3 separate regions of the Mus musculus genome follow, and regions 1 and 3 are each linked to region 2. Evidence: chromatin loops called from intact Hi-C (ENCODE). Cell type or tissue: heart. All regions are shown on one strand. Links, peaks and the distances in the headings refer to the core of each region. The heading gives the core; the rest is flanking DNA. Region 1 holds the start of Calcb (calcitonin-related polypeptide, beta). Region 2 overlaps Pde3b (phosphodiesterase 3B, cGMP-inhibited). Region 3 holds the start of Calca (calcitonin/calcitonin-related polypeptide, alpha).

What was found. Peaks named below come from ENCODE experiments on the same cell type or tissue, not always from the same donor. Only the 100,000 strongest peaks of a DNase experiment are listed, where the experiment ranks them.
Region 1: it touches region 2 in a loop (4-fold over the local background); 4 of 42 quality-filtered maps call a loop at or near these places.
Region 3: it touches region 2 in a loop (10-fold over the local background); 9 of 42 quality-filtered maps call a loop at or near these places.

The regions. Positions count from the first base shown.
Region 1 is chr7:114,716,439-114,724,295 of GRCm38, forward strand. Calcb (calcitonin-related polypeptide, beta) reads left to right here and starts at 2,205. Exons shown (of 5, transcript NM_054084.2): 1 at 2,205-2,284; 2 at 3,297-3,392; 3 at 3,636-3,776; 4 at 5,537-5,723; 5 at 6,470-6,927. The coding sequence starts at 3,304. The coding sequence ends at 5,699. In heart, for the core only: a CTCF peak has its summit at 3,510 (motif pointing left); no DNase peak of the experiment used is centred there; H3K4me3 peaks cover 1,696 bases; H3K27me3 peaks cover 3,703 bases.
Region 2 is chr7:114,497,339-114,502,338 of GRCm38, forward strand. It overlaps Pde3b (phosphodiesterase 3B, cGMP-inhibited), which reads left to right. Exons shown (of 16, transcript NM_011055.2): 4 at 574-713. Among named protein-coding and RNA genes, the nearest start is that of Cyp2r1, 63 kb to the right of the region's middle. In heart, for the core only: a CTCF peak has its summit at 2,172 (motif pointing right); no DNase peak of the experiment used is centred there.
Region 3 is chr7:114,633,358-114,640,837 of GRCm38, forward strand. Calca (calcitonin/calcitonin-related polypeptide, alpha) reads right to left here and starts at 3,000. Exons shown (of 5, transcript NM_001033954.3): 1 at 2,855-3,000; 2 at 1,770-1,864; 3 at 1,111-1,251. The coding sequence starts at 1,855. In heart, for the core only: a CTCF peak has its summit at 2,361 (motif pointing left); no DNase peak of the experiment used is centred there; H3K4me3 peaks cover 1,315 bases; H3K27me3 peaks cover 2,319 bases.

The sequences.
Region 1 (7,857 bases), core at 1,150-6,149, 220 kb after region 2:
AGGTGTTGCAGATATTATCTTTGGAGATATATATATATATATATATATATATATATGGTCTACTCTCAAGGTTCTGTGTTCTCCCAAATAAATAAATAAATATTCTGAGGTTTTCTCAGCAGACCGTATCAAGATTCCTGCTTTATCCCTCTTCTTACTTCTTGCTTCCTCATGCATGTTACTGATGGCTGGGTCAGACTGGAAAGCTGGAAGTGGGGCTATCTTCATCTACTCTCTCCCTTTTAATGATGGCCGAGTGCCCATGGAAAATGATGCTTGCAATTACTACATCACAGCTTTGCCAGACCCCAATGACAGTGACAGAAGTATGGGGATTCGGGTACTTTTCACCTCACAGATTCACCTTTACATTCTACAGGCACTTTTCAAGTCCCAAATCCAGAAGAGGGACACAGATGTCACCCTATTATTTGTAGGACTTTTGGAGAGAAGACCCTCAAACCAAAAAAGGTCATTCCCATGATTTTCCTTCCATCCAAAAGTGAACTCACAATCTAGATGGAGAAGGACCTTGTTTTCATGAAGAAATTCCTCTAGAGAGCATTGGTTGGGTGCCCTACCAATTACCAAAAAAAAAATCATTACAAAGCCATCCTATGCCTCTGCTGGGGGCAACTTTGATCTACATCTAGGTTCCTGGGGAAACTGCCTCCCATCCTCCTCACCACATTGAGGACTGGAGGCCAGCGGGAGTTTCCCAGTTGGGGTTTTTTTTTTAATTGAGGGAGGGTGGTATCATCTGCCCTTGCTCCAACAACTAGGACCTGAATCAGAAAAGTGACTCAGAGGACCTGAGTAAACACACTGAGTTCCTTTCTGATTCTCAGAAACTGAGGGCCAGGTGTGGATCTCCCAAGCCACAGGTATAGCCTTTTCCACACATTACTGGAACCCCCAGCAAGCTGGGCACTTGGAGAGTCCTTGTGCTGCAACCAAGCAGCGGAGAGGGAAAGCCTGAAGCCTTGGGAATGATGTCAGTTCACTTTCTAGTAGCTGAGCACCGCGTATCTTCTCCTCACACCTGGAAGAATGGGCGACGTGGAAAACAGGAGATACTCAGTTCTTTTTCTTGGGTGGGCACTTGTGATGCCCATGGTTAGGCCAGAGTGGTGATGTGCCTATCCCAGTGCACATAATTCATGCCTGATTCTGAAAGCAGAAATGTGAGATTATTTTTGGCCAAAGCTCAACTGATTTGGGTTAGTGCGTGCACACAGTCTTCTGCTGAAGGCAAGTGAACCGAGTATTCCTCAGTGACACGGTGTGTTAATGCCAAAGGTCACCTGCCAGCTGTCGGATGCCTGAACCTATGGATGCTTAACCAGCAGCTGAGTGAGTGTGAAAGTTCCCTGCTGACCCCTGGGTTGCTCAGGTGGCCTGTGCAGGACCCTGGCTCAGCTCTCAAGCTCTGCAGAGTGGGGTGGTGGAGATGCAGGGGAGGGGAAGGGAACTGCCATCTGAGCGCCAGCCTCCTGCTAGGCAAACCCGCCAGGGATGCTTGGAAGTGCTTTAATCTACACTGCTACAGCAGTGTGAGGTCTGGGGATTTGAATGGGGGCGGGGGAGGGATGTAAAAACCATAGCGCAGGATTTGGAAGGTCTGGTACAGGAGGAGAAAGCCCAGTTCCCTGTGCAGTCTGTTAGCCTGCTGCTCCACAATACTCTCTAGTTTCTATCCTTATTAGGTGATGGGAAGCACGCACTGCTAGAGTGCCCATTTGGGACAGGTATGACAGAAGTACCCTAATGTATCCAAGGACCCGCTTCTTCCTGTGACAGTCATCATCGTGGATGTATCTACTGAAGTCCTTTTAGAACCTGGGAGTGCTACTCAGCCTGCGTGGGAGTCCAGCTACGAGGTTCAGGTCCCCATTGGAGTGGGCAGCAAAAGGTTGTAGGCTGGAGTTCAGGTATTAAAGAGGTCGTGATGTCAAACTCAGGTTTGCTCACATTCTGGACGAATTCACCCTCTCTGTATCCTTACCCCACCCCCACTCCCACTCCTACCCGGTTCCTCAGCAATGACCTCAAAGACAGGGAGTGGACTGCTGCCTCCCTCCTGCAGAAGTGTAAGTAGCTCCAGCTATGACGTTATGGAAGCTCGGTCAGAGCTCTGATTGGTGGAAGAGCTACTGCGGACCCCCCACACCCTCAAGATCGAGAATAAGAGACCACGGCTCTGGGGACAAGACGCCTACAGCCGTGTGTGTGTGCTCTTCTGCAGTGGACACTTCACTCTCGCTGTTCCAACACGGGCTAGCAGGTGAGAAACTTAACTTCTCAACGCCTACAGCTCTCTCTCCTTTAGTTTGTTTCCTTTTGGTTGCTCTTTTTAATGCAGTATTTCACACTGTAGTCTAAGTTGGCCTGGCACCCACTATATAGCTCAAGTTGGTTCGTCTCAAACGCTAAGGTTCTCCTTTCTCAGCATCCTAAGGATGCGGATTACAGGCGCAAGCCACCACACCCCACTCTACTTGGATCCCTTTGCTGTCCTGGTTCCTTATCATTCCACATACATTTCCGCCTTCCTGCAGCCATTGTCAGAAAGTACAGTCTTGACATTTTCTTTTAACTAAAGTAAGTGGGACCCCTACGACTACTCAGCAGCACTGGAAGCTGGGCGACCCTATCTAGGCGCGTCTGTGCCCCCTCCTTGAGGGAAGGTGGTCTTGCCGCATCCTAACCAGTTTTAGGTTAAAGAGTTCCTTGGATTCGGGATTGGGGAGCACTGATCTTTTCTCTCAGATGTTTCCAGCCTTTAGCCTCCTGGGGTTATCAGCAAGCAGGTGGGTCTCGCTTCGCTGTGGGGAGGAGGAGTCCTCATCTGCGGTTCTGAGGTAGTTTAAAAAAAAAAATCTCCCAACTCTGCAGATGGAGAGAGGGGGATTAGTTCCAAGTTAACTTTCTTCCCCAGGGCAACCTCTCAGAAAGGGTGATTATAATAATTTCAACCTGTTAGAAATCCTTAGCAGCGGGACAGCAAGGCGCAGGGATCTCTGGGTGGTTTTTGGTTTCTTCACAGATGAGAGCCAAAGGGGCGCGGCACGTGTGTTCTCCTGCAAGCTGGGGGCAAATGAGTGCCGGTAGCTCCTCCTTGTTCTTAAACCGAGCAGAAACTGCAAACCACATCTACTCTCCCCCACTCGTTTCTGCTCTATCAAGCCACTCACCACACTGCATCTACTGCACGTTTTGAGAGCTGCAGTGTGGTAGGAGAAATAGAACCTGGGTCTATAGTCCTGAGCAATTGGACCATTCTTCTCTTCTTACAGAGACATCATGGACTTTTGGAAGTTCTTTCCTTTTCTGGCTCTCAGCAGCATATGGGTCCTGTGCCTGGCCAGCAGCCTCCAGGCTGCCCCTTTCAGGTAAATTAACCTGAATCAGAAGTGCAGTCTGGCTCTCCTCCGGCTGCCCCTGGGGTGTGTCAACTCTGCGGCTCTGTAGCCCTACTTGGTTATTGGTAATTCAGCGCCCTCATGTGGGAACTGGCCTAATGACCAGACCGCTACGCCCCTAGGGAAGAAGCAAGGGCTAGGAAGCTTGGTTTCTTATTTGGGGAGGAGATAGGCAGGGAATCAGAACCTGCACTGGCTTTGCTACCTCCACAGGTCCGCTTTGGAGAGCAGCCTAGACCTGGGCACCCTCGGCGACCAGGAAAAACATCTCTTGCTTGCTGCACTGATGCAGGACTATGAGCAGATGAAGGCCAGGAAGCTGGAACAGGAGGAGCAAGAGACTAAGGGCTCCCGGTAAGTCTCCTCCCCATCTGACCCCCACATGTAGGAGGACTTATTCCAGAGAGGTCGAGAGACAGTGGCCAGCAGTCCAAGGAACTAAACGTGAGTCCTAGCCTCCCACAGAGCTTCCAGTACCACCAGAGGGGCTCATAGTTGTTAGACACATTACAATGTTGTTTCTCCTGAAAACTCTTGGGAAAAGAAATGAGGAGATGTAGAAGGGATTTGGATTGCACTGATGGGGAAACATCAACATCGCTGAACCTGCTGAGGTAGGACTGGTAAGTGTGGTGCCAGAGGATGGACTAGAATTTCAGGAAGCTTTAACAGCTTCCAACATTTGCTGCTCTTTCAACTGTCAAGGAGCCTTCATTCCACACTTACAAGGAAAAGTTGTTGGGGTAGAAGGGGTCTGGGACAGGTAGCACAGAGTCTGAGGTAGGTCGGGGCATTCATAGATGTGTACACATTGTTACAGGGTCCCATGTTACATTGTTACAGGGCCCATGTGCTCCTAGCCCTGAAAGAGACCAACTCTGGCCTGGTTCCAAAGAAAAGCAATATGTTGACCTACACCCTGATCCACCGTCCCCCCCCCCCCACCCCAATCCCTGGCAGCATGAAAGACAAACAACACATGGAATGCCAGAAAGAGTCACCAATTTTCTTTGCCCTTCTCCACACTGTCCTGGCTTACTGCAACTCTGAGCCTTCCCAATGGAATTTGTGAGAACTCTACCTCTACCATCTCCTGCCCCAACTTCTAGTCCCCCTGCCTAGTTTAACCTGCTGACTGCCGTAAGATTAGCCCCTGGTGTTTAGTGCTGCTTGACATGTCTTCCCTGCCTGCAGTCTGGACAGTCCCAGATCTAAGTGGCATGGGATCTAAATAGGGTTCTGGGCATGTAGGTGCAGGATCTGAGCAACAGGATCTGAACAACGTTCCTGCCATCTCTGGTATGGACTCCAGGCCTGAAACACCATGACAAGACAAGAACACAGCAGGTTGCTTGCAGAAGGTCCATTGCTTTTGGTTTGAAGTGTCCAGGATGCTACTGGAGCCTTCTGAGTCCTTCCTAATTTCCTCTCTTGGTCCTTTTTTTAAAAAAAAAAATCTGTTGCGTGTGCATTTCTCTGCAAACTGGCAACAGCAGCTTTAGTGTGTCGGAGAATCAGTGGCCCAGAGTGGAAAGGGCAAGAACTGAAGTCAGAGGCAGGAAGGGAGCCTTCTGGAGCCTTTAGATAGCAGTTCATTACCTGCTCCTGAAGACTGGAATGAGCACATTCCTTACATCTCACTAATTTTCCTAGAAGAATCAGAGTTGCAGTGATCATTGCTCTGGTCAACCTCTGAAGCTTATGAGTGGCCAGGGCCTAGGAAAGAGCCTTAGTTTCAGGGGAGCTAGGCACAGGGCTTGTCTCTGTGACACAGCAATGACATCAAGCATGCTAAGGATCAGATAAGCACTTCTGAGCTGATGCTACAAATGCTGTTCTTAACTTCAGCAAGGTAAAAGGGTTTTTTTTTTTTTTTTTTTTTTTGGTTTGTTTTTGTTTTGTTTTGTTTTGTTTTGTTTCTATTTGGTGATGGTTTGAGAAAGAGTTTCTAGCAAAGACTCTCAGGTCATTTCCCTGAATGGCTTCGATAAATGCACTTAGGAGAAACACTTACGGTTAAGTGGCAGGTTGGAGGACTGCAGTTCCCAGGGGGTAGGAACTCCCCAGACCTCACTGACAAGACTTCTCTTCTTCTCTTCCATCCTGAATATCAGTGTCACTGCTCAGAAGAGATCCTGCAACACTGCCACCTGTGTGACCCATCGGCTGGCAGACCTGCTGAGCAGATCAGGAGGTGTGCTGAAGGACAACTTTGTGCCCACCGATGTGGGCTCTGAAGCCTTCGGCCGCCGCCGCCGCAGGGACCTGCAGGCCTGAGTCACTAGCAGCTCCAGGAAGAAGGTGATTTTGTACTCAGGATTGGGAGAGGAAGGACTGGGGAGCTAAGATCCACATCATGAAGCCCACCGACTGTTGTAGGACCTTGGGGTCCTATATATTTAATACTAGTTCTCTTCCTGAGGTAGTAAGTTCCTTCTCGAACTGAGTTTGAAAATGAAATCAGAAAGGCAGGAGAGACTGCATAGAAGCAGTGCCTTGTTGCTGAGAAGAGAGAAAAATGCTGCCTGGATTTGGACAGGGAAGGACCTGCCAATCTTACCCAGTGCCACACCTCACACATGGGCCCAGCTTCGACAGGGCTCTACTCTTGGTTGGCATTCCCCAGCTCAGACCACAGGGCTATAAGCAAGTCACTACCAAGATCTTTATTATCTTTTCTGCTTCTGAGACAGTCTCAAGTAGCCCAGGCTGGCTTCCTTCTAAGTACATAGAGCTAGCTTTGAATTCCTGATCCTCCTGCCCCAACTTCCAAGTGCCGAGATTGCATTGCAGGGTCTCCAAAACACCTAGCGCCACTTCCCATACTAATAGGGACAGTGTCACAAGCCTCCTCATGCCCCGTATTCAGAATTCGTGGACGCAGCTTAGTGGAGGAGCCATTTGTGTAAGTCAGCACTGTTAGGGATGTTCGTGGCTACTCACGTGTCTGTGTCCTTCCTCTTTCCCTTATTTTCATTCCTTCCCTCTCTTCTTTCCTCTCCTTTTGCCTTTTCTTCCTTTCCCTTTTTTGTTTCTCTTTATCTCAGGTTACATAAAGTTGAACTCACCATGCCTATTAATTTTGTATTAAACAACCCGATGTGAAGGCCTCAAGGACAATGTGTATGCTTGCATCCTGATAGATAATGAGGGAAACCACCGTTGTTACTTGAGAGGAATGAAACCAAGTATAAATGAGTTAATTCTGTGTTTGTTTGCATTATTTTTATACTGAGTCTGTGGCCAGTCAAATATGATGGTGTCTCCCACTGGCATCCTTTGCAGCAAACCAAATAGGTTCTCCAAGAGCCATCCAGCCAATGGTAGCAGCTTTGTTGAACCTTAGGGAGATGTGAAATCACTGCCTCTTGTAGCCACTGGGGACCTATGGTAGAGGAGATGCTGTGCCTTGATGTCTCAGAACATGATTGCAAATTTATTTAAGGAAATGTCAAAATTGTACCATTTGTGAACTTCATCAAGATTAAAACATATTTTGGATACATTTTTTTTGAGTCCGTGGTGGTCCATTTCAACATGTTCTCCGTAGTAGTAGTAGTAGTAGTAGTAGTAGTAGTAGTAGTAGTAGCAGCAGCAATAGTAGTAGAAGATACTTTGAGTGTCTAGTATATTTGTTATAATAAGGAATTGTGATATTACCTGTGAATTGACTTAATTTTCATGGCCAAGCCATAAGACGATCCTCACATTTGAGGAGATAAAAGGCATGAAGAGGTGAGATTCAAGGTCACATAAATAAACTGTGATAGATCTGTGATGGTGTTTAAGCACACAGTAGAAGCCACCATACCTTATGTTTTTAACAATGGATCTGATTTTTTTCCAGATATTTGTGAACCATCCTTAGGCTTTCTTGCCTGAGATGGTAGACTTTACATTCTGGAGACACATAAAAAATGTAGTCGTATAACGTCCTTATGTAGTAGAGTGAAGTCTTTCATACCCCTTACTTGGTTTTAAGAACAATCAGTAATAATGATGCTACTGTACAGTCCCTCTCTTCTCCTACCCAGTGTATTGTTGTATCAGCGCACCTATGAAAATTTCACCTCGCATTATTAAATGGCAAAGATGCTGAACATAACCAAATACTATTTAACAAGGAAAATAAGTACATTCATTATATTCCTTAACTCTTCACTCTGACACACACAGTAATGGTTTAACCTTCCCCAGAGATTTATACTTCCACATATAAGATCTTCACTGATACCAAGTCTTTGTATTGCTTCTGGCTCATATCTTAAGACTCATTTGATGTAGTCCTAAGATATGAAGACTCCTCTCCATCTGTTTACCTCTTAACAACTCATTGGCAAGAGAGACTAGAGTATCTATGCAAGAGTTTCTCCACTACTGTGGTGAAGTTGACATGCAGTTTCTGTGAATTGACTGGCAGACATCGAGGGAGTGA
Region 2 (5,000 bases), core at 1-5,000:
TTCCCATTGATGACCCACTAGGTCATCCTCTGCTACAAATATAGCTAGAGCCACAAGTTCCACCATGTATTTTCTTTGATTGGTGGTTTAGTTGCAAGGAGCTCTGAAGGTACTAGTTAGTTCATATTGATGTTCCTTCTATGGGGCTTCAGACCCCTTCAGCTTCCTGGGTACTTTCTCTGGCTCCTTCATTGGGGACCCTGTGTTCCATCCTATAGATGACTGTGAGCATCCACGTCTGTATTTGCCAGGCACTGGCAGAGCCTCATAGGAGACAGCTTTATCAGGCTCCTGTCCACGACCATTTTTTAAGCTCTGATTTTTTTCACTCTTGAAACTATGAATAAAATGTAAAAATGAAAAAAGTGTAGTTTGTCATAAGAGTTCAGGAGCTTTTGATTAAGAATAAATAGTTAACAATGTCAAATGTGGAAATTGGAAGTGGAAGTAGAAAGTTGGAAGATTTTCAAAGTGAAGTTTGTTTTACCTGTACATATTATATTATTTGTGATGTGCCACTATATGCAACATATTAAAGGATGATAATTTAGCTGTTTTAAAATTATTTGACAGGGATTGAGTGGCAGAACCAGTTTCCCAACTCCACAGCTGAGGAGGAGCTCTGGAGCCTCATCGTTGCTGACTAATGAGCACTGTTCAAGGTGGGATCGCAGCAGTGGTAAGAGGTCTTACCAAGAACTCAGTGTTTCAAGGTAAAACTCTGAGAACCTTTTCAGTGTAAAGCATCCCCTCTTTTTGGACAAGGTTTGAAGTAGTTTTAAAATCAAGAAAGAACTGTTGCAGTATGTTTAGGACAGTGTAGGCAGTAATTCTTAAAGGTGGTAAAGTCTGAGAAGGCCCCAAATATAAAGACTATATTCAGACTCTAGCTAGTGTTTTAGTTCTCGTGTCAGTCAGTGAAAACAATGGAATGAGATAAAGTGTTGGAAGTTAACTATAAGGCTAGAGAAATACAACTCTAGGGGTGATGCAGGCTTCTAAAGAGAGAGTGGCACTATAGATAACTTGAAGGGCAAGTTTTAACGTGAGAGAAGTATTGCTCAAAGTATTATTCCATAGAAAAGAAACATCAGGGAATCCCAGAAATGGTTGGAGTTTTCTTTGGAATGGGGTTTCTACCTTTTCTGTTTTTATGTGGGTTTTCAGATGCATGGTAGAGACAGACAGTTTTGGGTTACATCTTGTTTTTGTTGAACCTGTGTAGCCTACTTTATCAATAATAGTTATAATCAAGAAACTATTAAAAAGAAGGTAACAAGTTATCAAAGCTTAGGTCAGCTGGGTAGAGAGGATGTTGGAGCCTTTAAAAACCATATCCATGAGTTGGCTTCAGTTCTCAATAGTTCTCAGCTTTCCTAATACAGTGACCCTTTAATGCAGTTCCTCATGTTGTGACCCCCCAATCATAACATTATTTTTGTTGTTACTTTATAACTATAATTTTGCTACTGTTATGAATAATAGTGTTAAAATCTGTTTTCTGATGGTCTTAGGTGACCTCTGTGAAATGGTCATTTGACTCCTAGAGGGTCGTGATCCGCAGGTTGAGAACCACTGGCCTAGGGCAACTAAAATCAATTTAGCATCCTGGACCCTTCTGATCTCTACTGCAGAGGATCCAACCTAGAGCACTGCCACATGCTAGGCACACTTTCTACTGTCAATGGTGGCGCATCTTTCAAATTTATGGAAGCAGTCACTAATCGATTGTGTAGTATGCCAGTTACTGACTTGGAAAGGACAAATTATGTTCTTCAGACTTATCATCATAGTTGCTAGTTTAAGGTGGCAAAAATGTTCCAAATCCTGTTTCCACATACATATTATATAATCCCTTGAGAACTGGCTTGAAACGAAAACTGCTAAATCAGAAATCACAATTAATTTAACTGTGAGGCTGGGAAAATACAGGAACTAAAAATTTATGAATATTAATAAGTAACATTTCCCCAATAACAGAGGACTCAGTTCTTATTCTGAAAGCCATGAATGACGGATAGAACCTTCTTTTCAGTCATTTATCTGGGTTAGTAGAATTGTAATGAATGGAAATTCCATGTTAGGCCACACTATCTTACAACTGAGCAGGAGTCAAGCTAAACTTTATTTAGTTTGAACTGTGTAAAATTACACATTTGAGACAGTAGATGGCAGGATTGATACATAGCTGTTCATATGTTAAACTGTTAAGATTTATATGTGAAATATTCTCAGATAATTATATTTTCCACATTCTTTTATGGTTTGTTAACTTGAATTTTGTTGTGTTTGATCAAAATAATTCCTTTCTCATAAAACTTTTAATGTATAGAACAGTAGAATCAAGTATGAATAATTTATAGTACAGAAGAATGAGAAGCTGCAAAAATTTTGCCTTGAATGTAAACATGATAGCTTTTTCTCTAATTTATTTAAAAGTATTTTATAGCTTTATATCATCAAGAATAATTAATTTTTATTCATTTTAATTGAATTTCCTATACCACTAACTACATTAAATTCACTTTTTTTTTTTTTTTTTTCTGAGACAGGGTTTCTCTGTATAGCCCTGGCTGTCCTGGAACTCACTTTGTAGACCAGGCTGGCCTCAAACTCAGAAATCTGCCTGCCTCTGCCTCCCAAGTGCTGGGATTAAAGGCGTGTGCCACCACCGCCCGGCTTAAATTCACATTTATTTGTATAAAACATATTGCAAGATTGACAACAAAACAAAACAAAACCACCTTCCTTGTTGCCTAGTGTGAGCCTTTGACAACTTTGAAGACTATATGTTGAAATTCAGTGTTCTAAGTCTCTAAAAATAGGACAAATCTTGCTGGAGGGTTTTCAGGGTTATTTCTCCCTGAAAAAAATTATATTGTGGAGAACTTACTGTGAAACTCCTCAATACTCGACACGTTGGCAGTTTTTGCTTTTGATGAGAACACAGGAACATAATTTAATTGAAATATAAAGTACACTCTACTTTTTTGTTTGTTGGTTTGTTTTGTTTTATTTTATTTTTAGTAGAGCTTTAAAATCTTGGCTCTTACTGTGGTACAAACTCAAAGTAAGAATAATTTTTAGACATTGGAATTCATTGTAGTAAGGCTGTACTTCAGTGTCCCTCACATCACCAAAGGATTTTACCTCCATAGTAGCTAAGCTAAGAGTTGACAGTTCTGCTGCGCCAAGGGATGAATTGTAGACATGATTATTTGGATACAGATTTCCTGCAATGGTCAAAGCTACTTGACTTGAGTGATTGTATCATTCTCAGCCCACTGGGAACAGGTTACATTCATTTAAGAAATGGTGTGTGTATTAAGATGGTCTATCCATAAAGTCATTCATCAACTGTTTCAATGAACAGTGTTTCTGCTTAGAGGGTGGCACAGACATTAGGTGAGGGTAAGATTCTGGTTCGTTAGCTGTGAATGATTTTGAAAAGTATTCATCTCAGAAAAAGAGTAACTTATAAGGTCCTTTTCTTCAAAATTGGTACAGTAATTATAAGCAAAACATTCAGTTTCACTCTTTATTGTTCTCTTACAAGCCACCTCCCAAATTAATTGTCTATATTTCTTTGGCTGTATAAATAACTTTGAAATATGTTAGCTGTTCTGAAAACCACAGTATAGGGTAAAAACATCAAAGAAACAATCCTACTAATAAAGAGGCTGAGATAGGAGAAGCATGCTTTCAAGACCATTATATGGCACACAGCAAGACCCTGACATGTACAAACAAGCAGAAAGTGTATATGGATTGTACAATATTGGATCTGTTTCTCCAATTAACAAATTAGAGAGGCTGGATGATAGCCAACAAATTTCTAATTCCTCATATTTTTGAATTTCAATTGATTAGGATATGTTGGTAATATTAATTTTCATATTAAGAGACATTAAGGAAAAGTGATTGTTACTGTTATTTTTGTTGTTAGAGGTGGAATTATGTTTGTGTGGGTTTGTTGAAAGATTACTTTCTTGCTTTTTCTAGGGTGCAGTTTCACCCCTTGTGTCTGTGTTTTCCATCTATTTTCCTTTGTAGGGCTGGATTTGTGGAAAGATATTGTGTAAATTTGGTTTTGTCATGGGATATCTTGTTTTCTTCATCTATGGTTATTGAGAGTTTTTTGGGTATAGTAGCCTGGACTGGCATTTGTGTTCTCTTAGGTCTATATGACATCTGCCCAGGATCTTCTAGCTTTCATACTCTCTGTGAGAAGTCTGGTGTAATTCTGATAGTTCTGCCTTTATATGTTATTTGACTTTTTTCCCTTACTGCTTTTAATATTCTTTCTTTGTTTAGTGCATTTGTTTTGATTATTATGTGACAGGAGGAATTTCTTTTCTGGTCCAGTCTATTTGGAGTTCTGTAGGCTTCTTGTATGTTCATAGGTATCTCTTTTTTTAGGTTAGGGAAGTTTTCTTCTATAATTTTGTTGAAGATATTTACTCGCTCTTTAAGTTGGGAATCTTCATTCTCTTCTATACCTATTATCCTTAGGTTTGGTCTTCTCATTGTGTCATGGATTTCATGGATGTTTTGGGTTAGGAGCTTTTTACTATTTGCATTTTTTGACTGTTGTGTCAATGTTTTCTATGGTATCTTCTGCACCCGAGATTCTCTCTTCTATCTCTTGTATTGTTGGTGATGTTTGCATCTATAACTCCTGATCACTTTCCTAGGTTTTCTAACTCCAGGGTTGTCTCCCTTTGTGATTTCTTTATTGTTTCTAGTTCCAGTTTTAGATCCTGGATGGTTTTGTTCGTTTCTTTTGCCTGTTTGGTTGTGTTTTCCTGTAATTCTTTAAGGAATTTTTTTTTTTTTTTTTTTTTTTTTTTTTTTTTTTTTTTTTTGGTTTTCGAGACAGGGTTTCTCTGTGTAGTCCTGGCTGTCCTGGAACTCACTTTGTAGACCATGCTGGCCTTGAACTCAGAAATCCACCTGCCTCTGTTCCCTAAGTGCTGGGATTAAAGGCGTGCACCACCAGC
Region 3 (7,480 bases), core at 1-5,000, 140 kb after region 2:
TAGGAAGCCAGATGACTGCCCTTGCTCTCTGCCATCTTCCTGAGTGTGCCCTTGCTCTCTGCCATCTTCCTGGGTGATTCTCTTTTAGCCTGTGGGACTTTCTCCTCACCCACTGGGGATTTCAGATACCATTCTTTGCCTCAGGAAAGCAACCAGTAATAGCCTGGAGAGCAACCAGAGAGGAACTACATGCATCAAGTTATAGGAAGAAAGCAAGAAGGAAACTAGAAAGGAGAGAAGGAGCTTAGTTGCCAAAATGGGATTGGTGGTTTGTCTCCAAGTCCTTGGCCACATCCCTTTTCTTGCCAGGTGCTTCAACCCCAATTGAAGTTTGGGGGAAGGTGTGAAACTTGTTGAGGTCTTGTGTGTACGTGCCCAGCATGCAGGTACTCAGATTCCCACACCGCTTAGATCTGGGGCTGTCCAAGCTGCAGGGAAAAGACATGCGAGGCAGTGCCATGCACCAGGGCTGACCCTGTGGGCAGTCTGCAGGTTAAATCAGTCACAGGATTAGAAGCTGGGACGGGGCTGGTAGGAGGTTGGTTCACACATACACTATCGGGAAGGCTTGGGGTGTGGTAGGCCAGAAGAATGTGGGGAAGGGCAGAGGAGAAGGGTGACTTTTCTGACATTCCATGTGCTCTTTAATCTTTCATGCTTGGCAGGGTGTTTCTCGGGATGGTTGTAGGGTAACACATGCTTTTCCTTGGGTAATGCAGGAGCCAGACCAGGGTTGGTCTGTTTCTAAGCTGGGGGCACACAGGCAGGCAAGGATAGGGAGGGGTGCTCTCCTTGGCCCTGTGGCCACAATGCCATCTCTGCAGACTTTAGGCTTTACCAGTCTTCGCTCATACTATTGCAGGAAGTCTCCCCAATGTTAGCAGACTGATTTCTACAGTTATTCCTAGCCTTCTCTTAAGTGCTTTCAGAAATAAATTTTTTTAAGTGTGATTTAACTACAGTCTCACCCGATGACTTCTGTCTTCTTTCAGCCTGAGAGTAGCTGAGCCTCGTGTCCTGCTAAACAGCAGCCAGGCGGACAGTGCGCTCTCTCCTACCTTCTGGATTCCGCCTTCCTGTGGATGGGCTAGGCAGGGTAAGGGGCCTTACCTAGAGCCCTCAGCCTCCTGCTCTTCCTCCTGCTCCAGCTCCCTGGCTTTCATCTGCATATAGTCCTGCACCAGTGCAGCCAGCAGGCGAACTTCTTCTTCACTGAGAGTGGCCATGCCTGGGCTGCTTTCCAAGATTGACCTGTGGAGAGGAAGCAAGTCTAGCACCGTCTCTGATTCCCTGCCTGCCGCTTACACTAGAGGCTTGAGTCAGCGTCCTCATAAGTTTAGGAATTTTGCAAGTTAAATGATAAGTGCAGGCAAATTGAATGACAAAATAATTACTGTTGAATCTGAATTGGGGGCTCATTTTAATAAATACAGTTTGTAAAGTAGATGAGAAATAGATTAACAGATTATAAATTAGAGTCAGTAATATTTATTGGCAAGTTAGCAGATTAGAGTAAAATTCATGTCTCATAAGGAATGAATTGAACAAAAAGGTTTAACTCTTGATACTAAATATGGGGGGGAAGTGGTGAAAGCATTTTGTTAGTTAAAGGGCTACTTGAAATTTAAGCTTATAGTGAACTTACATGTGTGTCTATGTACATGTATATATTTTTCCACCAGATAGTTGGGTTTTAAACATTCGGTACTCTGTGGTTAACAGGAAGTTGGCCAGTCCCAGGACACTAGGACTCCTGTCTTTACACGTACCTCAAAGGCACTGCCTGGAGGCTGCATGCCTGGTACAGGAGCAAGATGCTGACAACCAGGAAAGGGGAGAACTTCAGGAAGCCCATGATGCCTTCCTGCAAGAGAAGAATGTCTATTTATTCATTTGTTTATTTATATCAGTTCAAGGTTCTATAAGCCCATGGACCTGGCTTTCTGTGTGCTTATGCCTGTGACTCCCCGACATTTTGGCTTCATACTGATAACCACATTTCTCATCATCTTTGTTCCCTCATTGTCCAGTGTGCATGTAGCCTATACGGTTTGGAAAGAATCTTAGCCCTAAAGATGGAGGAGGGGGAGGGTGCGGGGGGTCGGGGGTGGTGGTGGTGGTGGTGGTGGTGGTGGTAAAGGAGTGGTGGTGGTGAGATCAGTCTCAAGGATTCTACGAATCCCAGGTGTCTCCTGTCTCTACATCTGTCTCCACAGGGAAGTGTAGAGTTGTCTTCTCTTTGTGAGTTTTTTTACAGACACCTAAGAATGTGAGAAAGAAAGTCTATGGAGAGGGAATCTTTCTGCCTTGAAATCTGAGAAACTGACGGCTGCACTGCTCAGCTGCTCCACCCTCTGGCAACTCAGTTGCCTACAAGAACCAATCTAAAGTTGAGGTGGAAAACACTTCTCTGTTAATCCCAGGGTCCCAAATCGGGGTTTGCAATTGCGGCAACTGACTCTTGTTCGCTACATATTGGCCCTAGGCTCGGACTCAGGACCAATTTCTCAGGAAACGAGAATACTGAAAGCACCATCTAAGAAGAGCTACGCCCGACTGCGCGCGTGAAGCCTAGGAGCTCAGCGTCCCAAGATTGGTGGATCAGGTGTACAGAGAGAGAGAAACGTGAGACTGGAGCCTGCGCTCCAGCGAAACTGAAGGAAGGCTCTGCGGACCAGTTCTGTAGGGACCTATCTGGATCGGGATCTAACACGAACCACGCTAGGACTAATGACTAACGGGGACTGGGATTGTCAGGAAAGACAAACCAAGGACTAACAGCGAGAGCGGGAGAGAAGAGGGAGAGGAAGAGAAAAGTAGAACTACACACCTGAACAGGAATTTTAGGGCTCACCTGGTGAGCGGTGCCTTGGAGCTGAGCCTGCGGGGATCCTGATGGAGCCAGGCAGTGCTTGCGAAGCGGTGACTCTTGATCCTGGCAGTGGCTCCTGTGCCTCCCAGCGCCTGCAGCTGCTCTTATTCCCGCCGTGGTGAGTCGGGAGGGGTCTCGGGGCTCCAGGCAGCCAATAGGTGGAAGGGCCCCATGCCCCAGACAGATTGCGTCACCTCTGTGCTTCCAGAACTCAGAGCATCTAGCAAGATGACACCATTTGAATTTAAATTGAGGTCATTGGTGGAAGTGGGGGAGATGATACGGATCAGTGAGAGCCACCCTTAAAATTAGCGGGAATTTGGAGGGCCTTTTGACATCAAGATAAATTTCATCTCTTCTTTCCTTCTTGACTTTGAATATTCCTGACTCCAATCTCAGAATCTTGGAGAGTAGAGTCCAGTATCTCAAGCACTCCTTGCTGCATGTCTGATTCTAATCGTACCCCCACCCCCACCTAAGTCCGTGCCTAATCTAGAATAGTTTAGTGCACCTGAGGGATGAATTCTTGATCTGCAAGGCTAGTTCTGGCAGCGTGGCACACAGGTTTAGGCAGATAGTCAGAGGTGTTGGTACTGCACACAAGGACTCAGTTAGACCCGAGGCTTGTGGCAGCTGCCTCATTTGGGGTTATGTGGCCACAGGTAAAATGAAAAATGAAAAAAAAAATCCTCAAAAATCTGACACCCCCCAAAAGACCCCCAAAGCCTGCATGAAACCTCAACATATTAAACTTTTCAGTGGGTATCATAGTCCCCCTTTGAAGGGCCTGCTTGTAGAAAGAAACCTTGGTGTTTTCTGGGCTATAAAATCTCTCTTTCTCCAGTGTGAATCATCTGTATTCAGCTTGGCATTCCTAATGCGCTGGATAACACACTCACATGTGTGAGAAGGGGTTGTATTTAGCTGGGTCCTGCTTGGGGTAGGGGGTACGAAGGGGTAGTGGGGAAAGTACAAAGAAGAACCAGATGCCTCCAAAGTCTCCATTGTAGATCTTTTTCTCCTCCTGCCTGGCTATCTATCACTTCTCATTAGGCTGCCTGCCTGCCTAAGGATTTGCACAGCTGTCCTTTTGCTTCCTGCTGCTGTTTGCCAAGATGTTCCAGTTGTATTTGATCCGGGGGTGGAGTGGGAGGCCCTCTCACCCCCACCCTTAGATCCCTGAGCTGAAGAGCTAAAGAGCAGGCAGGCTTGACAGTGCTGCGGAGATGCTGCCCATCCTAAACCTCACACTTGCTCCCAGTCACACTTCTCCTGGCACAGAGACTCTCCGCTCTTTCCAAAAAGGCATCCTCTCCAGAAAGCACAGCCACTCAGCAGTCTCTGTGGCCCACAGAAGCATCCTTAGTGGTTCTCAAATTGTCTGAAGCCTGCCTTCACGTCCCTCCTGCAGTCCATGCCACATTCCCACAGGATGTTTGCTCTTGGATCTCCATCTCACATCAGATTAGTTTGACTTGATCCCTCTCACAACCACTCCCCTGATTTGGACACTCATTTTGTCTGAGCAGTGAGCTCCAGGAACACCGACAAGGGTGGAGGTCCTAACTGGGGCATTTGCTGTCTGGGGACAAAGAAGCTTCATGTTTCTGCAGTTGGTGAGGTCTGAGTGTGCGGTGCTACATGCAGCAGCCAGTCCAGACCTAGCCAGTGTGTTGAACACATTGGAGAATCTGGGGACCATGGGGGGGGGGACACCCAAGCAAGCTTCATATTTCTCTAAACAGAGCAGAAATTAGCTTCCAAGAAGACTTGAATGGCATGAGCCATGGAACCCGAGTTGTCGGTCCTACCAACATCCCAGATGTGTCCCTCAAAGCAGAATGATGGAACACTTAACTTCTAGGATGCCATCAATGACTTTCCAGCTTAACTTCTGGGGCATCTCAGAAGTTTTAAGGTATAAAAATGTGAGGAAAGGAGTGCCAGGAATCCCTCTCCACAGGGTCTGCTCTCAGAGCAGCAACAAGACCCATCCAGGGCTGGGAGAATGGGCTTGGCCAGGCAGTGCCAGGCTGGAAACCAGAGCTGGAAGAATTTTATCGCCACTGGATTTAGGATTCCCAGGCACAGGAATCCCTGGAGGCAGACACCCAGAAGTGGCCTTCCTGGGCTTCCAGCAGTTTAGTTCTGAGACCTGGACTAAATTTTCGTGAGCAATTATGAGACAAGTTGGAGACAAGTTGGCGAGGGCTGAGATGACAGTGGTGAGCCACTGGGTCATTGCCACTTGGGACTGATGCACAAAATCTGCTTTTTGTGTGTGCTCAGGTGCCAAGTGCACCTGGGGAATTTGTTTCTTCTTTCAACTGCAAAGATGTCTAATATATGGGATCCAGAAATCATTTTTTAAACAAATGGATTCCTATAAGCATTTCCTAAGGAAAAAACTCCTGGCTTTAACCCGTGCAGTGTTGAGCACTGGTTTTCTGGCAGTGTCACTGGGTGGGTTTGAGCTCTGCTCCTAGGCTGTGGAGTGTTCCTTCAGACCTCTGAGCCAACCCTGATTCCACACCATGAAACCTGTAGCTGTAAGCCATCACATCCAGAGGGCACCTCTGTCATCTGCAGAAGTTGAATAATTGAAAGGGTTGGAAGAGTGGGTCTCTAGGAAGAGAAATGCAGGTTTTTCTTTGATTTTGTAGGAAGTGCCCAGAAGCACGGCTCAGGGGTTGGGGAGGGTGTAGTTCCTTTCTTTAACAACTACAACCTTACCCTGCACCCCAGTAGGCTATCAGCCAATGTCAAACAAATGCAAATCAACTTTCAAATTTAGTGCTCAGTGCCTCCAAATAGCTCCCAAACTGTAGGGCTCAGTTAAACCACCTCCTCCCACCCTTCCAAATTTAGGAGCAGAAAGTCTTCTGCCTCAGTTTTCCCATTTCCTTGATAATGTTTCCAGAAACAAGACAATGAAGTAAGAGTCTTCCTGGCTCGAAATTAAAAACTGTCCTGCTTCCAGCAACCTGCGTTTACAGAGAGTTGGGGTGGTTAGACCTCTGCCTGGGCAGATCTTTGGGATTTTTTCCCATTGCTTTCTGGAAAGCTGCAAGGGAAAGGACTGATCTCAAAATAGCAGCTTGACCAGGTAGCTCTTCTATGGTTAGTCGTCTTAAAACTTTAAAATGTAGAAATCACCTAATTTTGAAACACTCTAGCTTGGAAAAGCACTGCTTTACAACATTCCAGTAAATACAAACTGTAATATTTACTCTCGTTCATTTAATTCAGATTCCTGCATTGTTCTGATTTTCAAATAAATTTATAAACCACATCTTATAGAAAAATCTTATAACAATTTGCATATGATCAAAAGATTTACATGCACTATAGTAAAAGCTTAACTGAGCCATTCAGCAGTGAGTAAACAGATGCTAAGTAGAGAGAATATGAAGACTGAGAGCTCAGAGCCCACATTAAAGTTATTGCTCCTCTGCAGTCTGAATGCGATACAGACTCAGCAACAAAATCACAGCCATCCCAGTGTAGCAGCCATCACAGCAGAATCACATCAAACAAACTGGGGGGATTTCGGCAGAAGTTTGGTCATATCGGTTTAAAAGCAGAAACCAAAGCTTTGATCACTGAACTCACTAAAAACAGAACTGATTTTCAATGTTTCCTAAGGCAAGCAGAAGCAAGATGGAATGCCTGGCAAAGCAACAGAAATAGCCATGAAGCAGACAGTGTCTACAAGTGGATGAATGGATAAGAAAAGTATAGTTCTACCATATACATTATGTAGCATACACATGCATTTTATATATGCCACACATACAGATAGCACATGCATTATACAGACCACTTGGTTTTCTATTCTCTCTCAGATACAGCAATACTGCATTGTCCAGAAGAAGAAAGAATAAGAGAAATAAAGCAAACGCTAAAAGACGAGTTTACATCACCTCACTTACAGGTGCACTCTATAAAAACGTTGAACTCAAGTAACAGAGCAGAGAACTGGATACTGGGAGGAGGGGTGAAAGTAAAGGGTTCAAAGAACTTTGAGGTGTGAAGTGGGTAAGTTCTGAAGACCCAGCCATACAGAATAGTGACCACAGATAATAACAATAAATATTCTTGAAATTTGCTAAGAGATTAGACCTTGAATGTTCTCAACATAAACACACACACACACACACACACACACACACACACACAGGAACACACACATGGGTACACACACATGTGCAGAAATAGTTGTGAGGGGTAGACTTGTTAATTAGCCTGGTTGGTAATCATTTTATAATGTGTATGTATATAAAAGCGTGTATGTATATAAAAGCCTCATTTTGTATATCTTTTAAAATAAAACACTTATGGAAACATAAAAAACTTTTGGAGGAAAAAAGAGAAGTGAATCATGTTCTTGTGTGGAGGTCTTCAGAGCAGATGGATCTGTGTAAATATTAGAGAGGATTCCATTGTTTTGTTAACAAACTAAATATAGGTTAGCTAAAGCATGTTGCATGTGTGGTAAGCATGAATGTAATATAAAATACATTGAAGTAGAAAAAAAGACAAACTGTTACAAATATTCAAACTCAAGCCAGTGGGATGGGCCATGGGTAAGAGTGATCACTGTGCCAT